Regions from separate parts of the Homo sapiens genome. Here region 1 is linked to region 2. The links are chromatin contacts, found by Hi-C or POLR2A ChIA-PET in ENCODE. All regions are on one chromosome and are shown on one strand. The core of a region is the stretch at or near the end of the contact, and the rest is flanking DNA. Distances in the headings are between cores, read along the strand shown. Region 1 has its middle 520 kb from the start of LINC02165. Region 2 has its middle 430 kb from the start of LINC02165.

The links. Hi-C counts contacts between places; a loop is a spot of excess contacts on that map. ChIA-PET counts read pairs that join two places held with the same protein, here RNA polymerase II (POLR2A).
Region 1: a map of gastrocnemius medialis shows a loop between it and region 2 (4-fold over the local background). The contact joins two enhancer-like sites. A Hi-C loop is called at or near these places in 4 of 168 maps with a recorded cell type or tissue (gastrocnemius medialis, heart right ventricle and right cardiac atrium). POLR2A ChIA-PET finds 5 or more read pairs at or near these places in 1 of 52 experiments (naive thymus-derived CD4-positive, alpha-beta T cell).

Annotation. Positions count from the first base shown.
Region 1 is chr16:64,249,527-64,254,454 of GRCh38, forward strand. No RefSeq gene overlaps it. Among named protein-coding and RNA genes, the nearest start is that of LINC02165, 520 kb to the left of the region's middle. Within about 2 kb of position 2,390, at least 2 of the 41 ENCODE cell types and tissues checked have a DNase peak (open chromatin) inside an H3K27ac peak, as active enhancers do.
Region 2 is chr16:64,159,850-64,164,743 of GRCh38, forward strand. No RefSeq gene overlaps it. Among named protein-coding and RNA genes, the nearest start is that of LINC02165, 430 kb to the left of the region's middle. Within about 2 kb of position 1,707, at least 3 of the 41 ENCODE cell types and tissues checked have a DNase peak (open chromatin) inside an H3K27ac peak, as active enhancers do.

The sequences.
Region 1 (4,928 bases), core at 1,140-3,639, 90 kb after region 2:
AGGTACAGGCTGGGCCCTCAAGATGCTCATAATCTAACTGGGAAGATAAATATACAAATATATACATCATAGTACATGTTTTTGTGATCAACAATATCCATATTAAAGACATGGTCTGTGACTCCAAAAAGAAAAATAAGAGAAAACTGGGGTTATCAGGTATAGAGACCACAGACTGAAATTCAAACGATGGAAAAAACTTGCCAAGCAAAGCCTCTCACAAATATATTCACATTACAGTGCTTATTTTCATATAACCCACTAAGTTCAAGTATAATTTCAAAAAAAAATTTTAAATGATTTTAGACTTATGGAAGAGTTTTTAAATTGCACTTAGACTTCCTACATAACTTTCATCCAGCTTCTTAAATATAAATATCTCACCTAGTCAGAGTATAATTATCAAAAACAAGGTTAACATTGATATAATTATATTAACTAATACATAGATCTTACTAGAATTCATAGGATCCAGGTTGGGCTTCTCAGTCTAATCCCTCATTTGGCTACAGCAATTAGTTTTGTCACGGCTCAATGCCTTATAATAGGCCAATGATAATTAAGCATTTTAATTTAATTTATTGGGAAATAAAAGATTCTTTTCTGCTAGAATTTCTAGGTATAGAATGACTTAATCTTGGAACTACGAGGGGAGAAGGATTTCAATATCAGAGATGGCCAGAGAAATAGAGAGAGATTCTGAATTCCATGATCACGTTCAAGGTACAACTGAAGATAGAGATCTATTCCTGAATATTTAGTTACATGACTAAACAAATCACTTTTCTGTTTAGACCACTTTCAGTTTGGTTTTCTGTTACATGCTAAATAAAAATACAGATGTTTATGACTAATATACATGCACAAGCAATTTCTTTTATATAAGAGCACTTTAAGTGACATGTGTATATAATTACTTATATAATTTCTACAGGAAACAAAGCTCTAAACAAATTGTAGAAAATGAATCTGTGCACTAAACGTGCTAACTAATTTGTCAAAGGCAAATTTTTTCTTTTTTTTCCAATTAAAAAAAAGTCTTGCTGTCTTCAAGAGCTACTTTCTTATAGGAAGAAAATCTAATCTATTTCACTGATTAATGAGACAGTGTATACATAGCACCCAGTACAGTGGTCTAGATTTTGTGCTAGACATTATGCCAGACCATTAATGAATGTCATCACTCCTTTCTTTTCCAGAATTCACAGGACATTCTCACCGTTGTTACCAAAGATTGTTCATTGAGAATAGAATCTAAGGTAGGTGGAGAAATTATATTGTGACTCTTGGTGAGTTCCTCAACTGCCCCTCTCACTCCCTCCTTTGGTGAAAATGGTGACTTACTGTGTGCCAGGAGATTGAAATTATCCTATTATATTCAGAATTTAAATAAAATTTGATATAAAAATTGCTGTGATTATTTTTTGTTCTCATCTTTGAATGCTGCAGCCAGGCTGAAAGCCCATGTGCCAAGTTTTCTGCCTGGAGGAAGATTGTGTGGCTGAGTTATAAATACATTGATGGATCCAGCTGGAACTGTCTCTTGTAATTTAATATGCAAAGAAATAATCTGAGTCATAGATGAAGACAAGCAGTTCCTTTTAGATAAGAGTGCTCTCTAAGTTTGGCTATGCAGATGACTTTCAAGAGACTTCTTCCAAAGAAGAACAAGAAATGGTCTCAGGACAAGTGGGGCAAAGCTTTGACCTTGAATCTAGCATTCAATTGCCTGTCCCGTCGTTCTTCCAAACATCAGCAAAGTGGCTTATGCCATCTAAATTCTCCTTCAGTAGGTTTTACATAAAAAGTCTGTTTTCCAATGTTGGAAACAAAATGGATTTTAATTTCTATAAAGTACACTTTTTAATATTCCTTCAAATTAAATAATATGTATGGGTAACTACTATGAATGAGATAACACGCTGAGCAGTGGAGGAGCAGGAAGACTAAGAAATAAAAATTGCAATTGGACCCTGCTCCTCGAAGTATAATGTTGAAATCACAATTTAACACATAGCCAGTTGAAATAGCTCTTAAAATATGCCTTTATTTTTTAAAATTTATAATATGATAATGCTATCATGTCAATAATAACATTAATAACTATTTAACAATTAATAATGATGCTATTAGTACTTTCTCAATAATAAGTGATTTCATTTGATAACATATGGAGACTGTTTCAGTTAACTATTGTTATCTAACAAGCCACTCCACAACTTAGTGGCTACGAACAGCAATTATTTATCATAAGTATGTGAAGTGGTTAAGAGATTCTCCACTATTTTTACCTGGATTCCTTCTTGCATTGCATTTATCAGCAGGATTGGCTGTCCTAGAAGCTGCCAGATCCTCTCATTTGCACGTCTGGTAGTTTGAGCTGACTGTCTGCTGAGGCACCTCCATTCTCCTCCACATGACCTCTCATTCTCCAGCAGACTAGATCAGTTTCCTCAAATGGCAGGCCCAGGGAAGTATTCCAAGAGGGTGAAAATGGAGCTTGCAAAGTGTATTTTGAAGTCAGGGAGTGTGACACCCCCTAGCTTTGTTATTTTTGCTCAGAATTATTTTGACTATTTGGGGTCTTTTGTGTTTCCATATGAATTGTAGGATTATTTTTTTCTAATTCTGTGAAGAATGTCATTGGTAATTTGATAGGAATTTCATCAAATCTGTAAATTGCTTTGGGAAGAATTGTCATTTTAACAATATTAATTCTACCAATCATGATCATGGAATCTTTTCATGGTTCTGTGCTCTCTTCAAATTATTGCATCGCTGTTTTATAGCTTTTCTTGTACAGATCTTTCACCTTTCTGGTTAAACTAATTCCTAGATATTTCATCTTTTTGACTCTATTATAAATGGGGTTGCTTTTTTGATTTCTTCTTCAGATTGTTCACTGTTGGCATGTCCAAATGCAACTGTTTTTTGTGTATTGATCTTGTATCCTGCAACTTTACTGATTTTTTTAATCAGTTCTAATAGTTTTTGGTAAAGTCTTTAAGTTTTTCTAAATATAAGATCATATCATCTGAAAACAGGGATAATGTAACTTCTTTCTTTTCAGTTTGGATGCTCCTTATTTTTTATTCTCTTGCCTAATTGCTCTGACTAAGACTTCCAGTATTATGTCAAACAAAAGTAAAACTAGGCATCCTTGTCTTGTTCCAGATCTTAGAGGAAAGGCTTTCATTTTATTTTCTTGTTCAGCATGGTGTTAGTTGTGGGGTTGTCATATATGGCCTCTTTTTTTTGAAGTATGTTCCTTCTATCCCAGTTTGTGGAGGAATTATTTTTTATCATGAATGGATGATTAATTTTATTAAATGCTTTTTCAGCATCTGTTGAAGACAGAGAGCAGATTGTTGGTTACCAGAAGTTAGGAAGGGTTGGGGTATGGGATAAAGAGAGGTTGATTAATGAGCACCAATACACAGATAGATAGAGGAAATAAGACCGAGTGTCTGATAGATCAGTAGGGTGACTACAGTTAACAATAATCTACTGCACCTTTCAAAATAGCTGGAAGAGAATAATTCAAATATTCCTAGCATAAAGAAAATATAAATATTTAAGGTGATGGATATTTCCAGTCACTCTGCTTTGATATTTACAATTCATATGAATGTATCAAAATATCACATGTACCCTCCAGATATGTATATGTATTATATATCACCTTAAAATTTAAAAAAAAATCCTGAAAAAAAGTAGAGAAATACAGATGGTAAACATGAGAAAGCTAAGGCTCAGAATGATTAAGCAATAGCATGAATAGTAAATAGCAGAGTGAAGAGTCAAACATAGATAACCATGAGACAAATGATTTTGACTTTTCCATGGTATCACACTGTTTTTGGTGTAAGCAATTTTGCCTCCAAGAGATTGTGTTATCTTTTATCATTCCTGATGGAGAGTGGTTGTGGATATTTTACCAATAATGAATAGAGGTTGAGAGAAGTTTGTGATTTTGCTGCAAATTGGTAAATCAGGATTATCATACAGCATATTGATATTAAAATTCACTCCCCCCACCTGCCCACCATATCCACTAACATTTCATTGATGTCATTAATTGATTGATTGCTTCATTCATTCATTCCCTCTAAAAGCTCTGTGTATTCCATTGTCAGGGCATCAGACTAAACCAAACAGGGCAGCTAAAAGATTGTTGTGGGCCAATGATGACTCAGACCGGGGTACAGAAATAGAGTGAAGTGAATTAGTCTCGGTATCATTTTGAGTTAAAACTATGTGAGACACCAATACTTTTTGTCCTCAGCTTCATCCTGAAATCTTCCCCTGCTCTGCTTTTTATTGCAAGAATGGAGCTGTGACTATCTCCAGTAGGCTTAATTTTTAAGGCTTTTTGGTCATCGAGATTCTCAATCAATGGAGTTACAATTAAGAGATTTGGATAAAAAGAAATAAGGAGTACAGGAGTGTTTCACCTGACCTCTCTCTGCTTCCTACCTCCATCCTCAGATGCATCTATGTACCCTACATGGCTTCTGGGAAAAGCCATGGAAATCCCACCTGTTTTACCAGCCAAAGTGTGGTAGAAATTTCCTGTGTTCCTAGGTGGCTGTATATTGTTTTCTTGGCTTTCAGTTTATCTACCACCAGTATTACAAATTCCTGGCTAAATTGCCTTGTTCTAAGTCCAATAATCCCTGGAAATCAGCAGGGGATTGAGTCTGAGACATCATGGATACCTAAATCCACAGTATAAAATGCTATGCTATTTTATACTTTGCTACATATAAAACAGCATAGTGTAAGCATACAACCTGCACACATCTTCCTGTATACTTTAAATCATTTCTAGATTACTTATAATACCTAACAATGTAAATGTTATGTGAATAGTTGTTACACTGTATTTTATTTGTACTATTTTTTATTGTTACAGTATTATTATTTTA
Region 2 (4,894 bases), core at 457-2,956:
GGATAGGGAAGTAGACACTTACAGGATTGTTTTCTACTGACTTTAGAGGAGAAAGAGGAAGCAAGATGTGTGTCTTCTGTTGCCTTGTTGTCACCAGGGCATTCTAGAGAAGATCAATGAGCGTCACCTCCACTTCTTCTCCTCTTATATTCCTATTGTTCCTTATACTCTCTGGCAGTGATTCTCAAATTTGAGCATGCTTAAGAATAATGTATGGTGCTTGAGAAAACACAGGTTGTTGGCAACACTCCTGGAATTACTAGTTCAAGCATTCTGGGGTGAATCCCAAGAAAGTTGCATTTCTAACAAGTTTCTAGCTGCTGCGGCTGCTGATGATGACGATGATGATTAGAGAACAGCTTTGAGACTGTTGCTCTGAGGCCTGTTTATGGCCTTAAATTTGGTCAAACATCAATTGGCAAAGTTAAAAACAACAACAATAAAACAAAAAAAAAAAACAAGTCAGTTTCTGGACAACACCCAGGACAGCTGAATCATAATCATTGGACTAAATGATACCTGGGTCCTTTCCCACTTTTTCATTCCATGACATTCTTAAAAGATTAAGAATAATGAGAATCCAGCGATGCCTGCAAACAGTCAAATCTCAATTTTTTTTTTTAACTTTCCTGGCATGTATATCACTTAATAAGACCACCAAATTACTAGTATTTTGATAATGGCTATTTTGATGTCACAGTAGAAAAAGCAGGTCTTTGGAATTAAACAGATTCAGATCTTCCATTTGCATGTGTGTAAGCTGGAGATAACATAATTATTTAATTTTATGATGATTATACAGCTCTTTCACATAGCATCTAATATGTAAATTTATTTTTTTATAAAAATAGAATAGTGTCATTCTTTATTCATGTGTTCCATAAATATCATTAATTTTGTATATCTGACACTCATAGGATTTAATGCCACAATTGTTTATGGTATATTACATTGTATAATTGGAGAAAATGTGTTGTTTATGAAATGTGAAATGTAATATTTTTTTTTCCTTTTTCTTTTGCCAGGAGTGATGGCTCACGCCTGTAATGCCAGCACTTTGGGAGGCCAAGGCAGGCAGGTCACCCGAAGTCAGGAGTTTGAGACCAGTGTGGCCAACATGGTGAAAGCCTGTCTGTACTAAAAATACAAAAATTTGCTGGGCATGGTGGCATGCACCTGTAGTCCCAGCTACTCGGGAGGCTGAGGCAGGAGAATTGCTTGAACCTAGAAGCAGGGGTTGCAGTGAGACAAGATTGCACCACTGCAACATAGCTTGGGTGACAGAGTGAGACTCTGTCTCAATCAGTCAATCAATCGATAAAATATTTTTTTTCAAATCAAGGTATCCTTAATTGCAATGTTAACAGTGATGAAAGGACACAGTGTCCAAGACCACAGTGACCTTTTTCTTTTGATTATTTCAGCAGAAGAGTAGGAAATGAGAAAGCAAATATTTTCTTGTGAACTCTAGACTTATGGAGGCTTTGGGCAAACAAGTCAATATTATTATCCTTACTTCAAGTTAGGGCTTCTGCAAGCCTACCCTAAAGGGTCAGATACAAGGAATCTCCAAAAGTTGTTCTCTAGCTATACTTCTAGCTGAGGGCAAAAGCAGCAGCTCCTGCTCATTTGTGAGTCAAGCAGGTGTTGAAATTCAAGCTTCTACAAGTTATGATGAAACTGCAGTGGGGAGTGAGTCACACAGGATCCCAGAGGCCCATTGCCGGTGTCAGGAAGCTAATGGATTATGCTCGCCACACAGGGATGCCAGGCCATGTAGGTGGCCTGACCTGGTTTGGCTGTGCAGAGCAGGAGATGCCTCTAATACCCAGCCAGGGCTGGGTTTCATGCAGCCCTGGAAAGTTTTCTCCAAGCAACTCTGACCCCAAGGAAAATGCTGCTTTTGCAGACTGAAAGCCTTGAAATTGCTTTAAAATGATTTGGTGAAGGCAACCTTGACTCAGGTCTCCCCAGGAGCAGGAGGATTCTGCTGTGAAATGACAGCAGGACACTGAGAACTTTCCATATACTTTACATGCCAGATCTCAATCTTTGCAACTACCTACTATATAATTATACACAATTTAAATATATTAGCTTATTTTATATAATCGTTTTATGCAGGAGATCGCTGAGATTTTATGAAATGGTGTAACTTAAATAGATTTACCCAGCAAGCAAGGGTTCATGTAGGGGTTCAAACCTAAGACTGTCAGATGGCAGATGGCCGAAATGTTCTCTTTTCTTTCTTTTTCTTTCTTTTCTTTTTATTTATTTTTTTGAAACAGAGCCTTGCTTCTTCGCCCAGACTGGAGTACAGTGGTGTGATCTCAGCTCACTGCAACCTCTGCCTCCCAGGTTCAAGTGATTCTCCTGCCTCAGCCTCCCCAGCAGCTGGGATTACAGGCATGTGCCACCATGCCCAGATAATTTTTGTATTTTTAGTAGAGACAGGGTTTCACCATGTTGGCCAGGCTGGTCTAGAACTTCTGACCTCAAGTGATCCGCCTGCCTCGGCCTCCCAAAGTGCTGGATTACAGGCATGAGCCACTGTGCCCGGCCGATGTTTTCTTAACTACTCCATCTATGTTCTGCAAACTTGGGTCGTTTAAACATCTTCTGCACTATGATCAAATTATGTATTTTTAAAAAGTTTTTAGTGTAAAATAGTTGTGCCTCAATCTAAGCAATGTTATCTATTAAACTATAGTTTTGATGCTTTACTTGTGTTTTTTTCCCCTAAAACATAGTGAGGTTAAAAAAAAATCTGTTTTGCTTATATATTATGATCATGATACATTAGGGTGATATAGCCACTCAGCATGTAGCCTCTCAAGGAATGTACCATTCTTCACTATTGTTTATCCAGGATATCTCTTTCTGCCTCCTTGCCCTTCTTCCTCTCTCCCTCCCTTTCATTGTTCCTTTCTCCTTCCTGATCCCAATTTTCAGGAAGCTCACTACATCTGTTTTGGCCTTATTACATCTCCCACCATTGCCCTATGCTTTTCTCAGCTACTTCTTCAAACGCTTGGTAGCAGACTGGATCTCCACCTCTCCAGATCCCTATCACATAGCCTCAAGTTTCCTGAGAATCTCTTTAAAGAAAAAAAGTGGAGATGTGGGGTGGAAAAAAGCAATAGAGGAGAATGACGACAATAAACACAATTACAGAGCTCTTACTACATGCCAGGATATGGTATAAGTACTTTTCATATTTTAATTATTTCAAACCTCACTGCAACATTATGTGATAATAATAGTATTATTCTATGTTACAGATGAGGACATGGAAACTGAAAGTGCTTGTCTCTTGTCTAAGGTCACCAGCTGGGACAAGGATGTGACCTAGACAGTCACTCGGTAGCTCAGAGTTTCAACCTCTTTTCTAAAAACGTCATGCTTTTAAAAAATTCTCTTTGGTTAATTCTTCTCTACAGGTTTTTGATCAGTTCTTTGGATTTTTCTTGGAAACTCTCCAAAATGTCCCTGAAAGAACCTTAGCCTTATTGTAAAAGTTGTTGGTTTTATTTCAGAAAGGGGAACTCATGAATGCCCTAACATATGTCAAATTTTCCATTCTGACACTCTACAAAGGTCTTTAACCTTACAAAAGAACATTCATTCCCAAACATAGTATAGGGAAAATTTTATGTTTATATAACTTAAAATAGGGCCTTTCTGTTTCAAGGATGGAAGTCAAGAGCTAAGAATATGTGGACACTGTAAAGTTCTATACTATGGTTTCAGTCATGAGCCATGACATTGAACCTTTCTGAATATCAATCAGAGTCCCTGACTCATCGCTTTGTTACAATATCAACTATGTAAGAAGTAGACCAAATTTTGACTAATTATATCTTAAAAATAAACATAACACAATAAACAAATTTGTTTTTATCTTATATCAGAGAGAAAGGCTGGTAAACTGGAATAACCATGGCTCTTGGAATTAGGAGGATTTCAGTTAACACCTGGCCACTTTTGAGCTGGGGGACATAACATTAAAACAAGCTTCAGTTCCTTGTCCAAAAATGAGCTTAAGGATCTCAGAACTGGGGGAAAATTAACTGCATCCAAAGTCTATTTAGCACTTTGGATGTGGAAGGGATTCAATACTACCCCATCCCACAACTTCTTTTTGCCATCTCTAACATAACTAGTTCTAGAATCCACATCCCTGAACACCAAAGCTTAAATAAAAGTCCACCAATTCCTTGAAGTATTTAACTTTTCCTAAGACAAATATTTCTTCTTTAAATTTGAAGATAGCCATAGCAATTTCCTTTTGTCAGATCCTTATTTTGTGAATCCTAGATCCAGAGAGTTTAGCATCAATTATAGCACAGTTCATCAAAAACAATCCAATCCTTCATTAGGAAGTTCAGATTTTTTAAGACAATTCAATTAATAGCATCCACCAACACATGTATTTTCTCTTTAGACCTACACTGACCTGAGGTCTTTTCTTCCCTTACGTTATTCCTCTGTTTCCCCATCTCTCACTCTCTCCCCCACCCCCAGTCTATGTTATGTATTCCATTCAACTTCTGTTTTTTTTTTCCCCACCAGCCTCTAATTGACCTGCTTTCTTTCTGTCATTCTCCTATTTCCTCAGAAATGCATCTGTCAAAGATGGAGAAGGAATAAAGTCAATTGTGAAGGCAATGACCTTGTACTCTTAAATTGGTTTAAGTATTAAGGCATGAGAATGAGAATTCCCGTATTAATACATTTGTCCAACTATATTTCAATTACTCTGTCTCATGTTATCCTAGCCTTTACTCTAGGAGCTCTTGAGTACCACATCTTATCTGTACACCTACGCCTGACAACACTGGACCCGAGGAACCCAACCATCTCTGCCCCAAACCGTTGCCCCTATTTTGGAAGC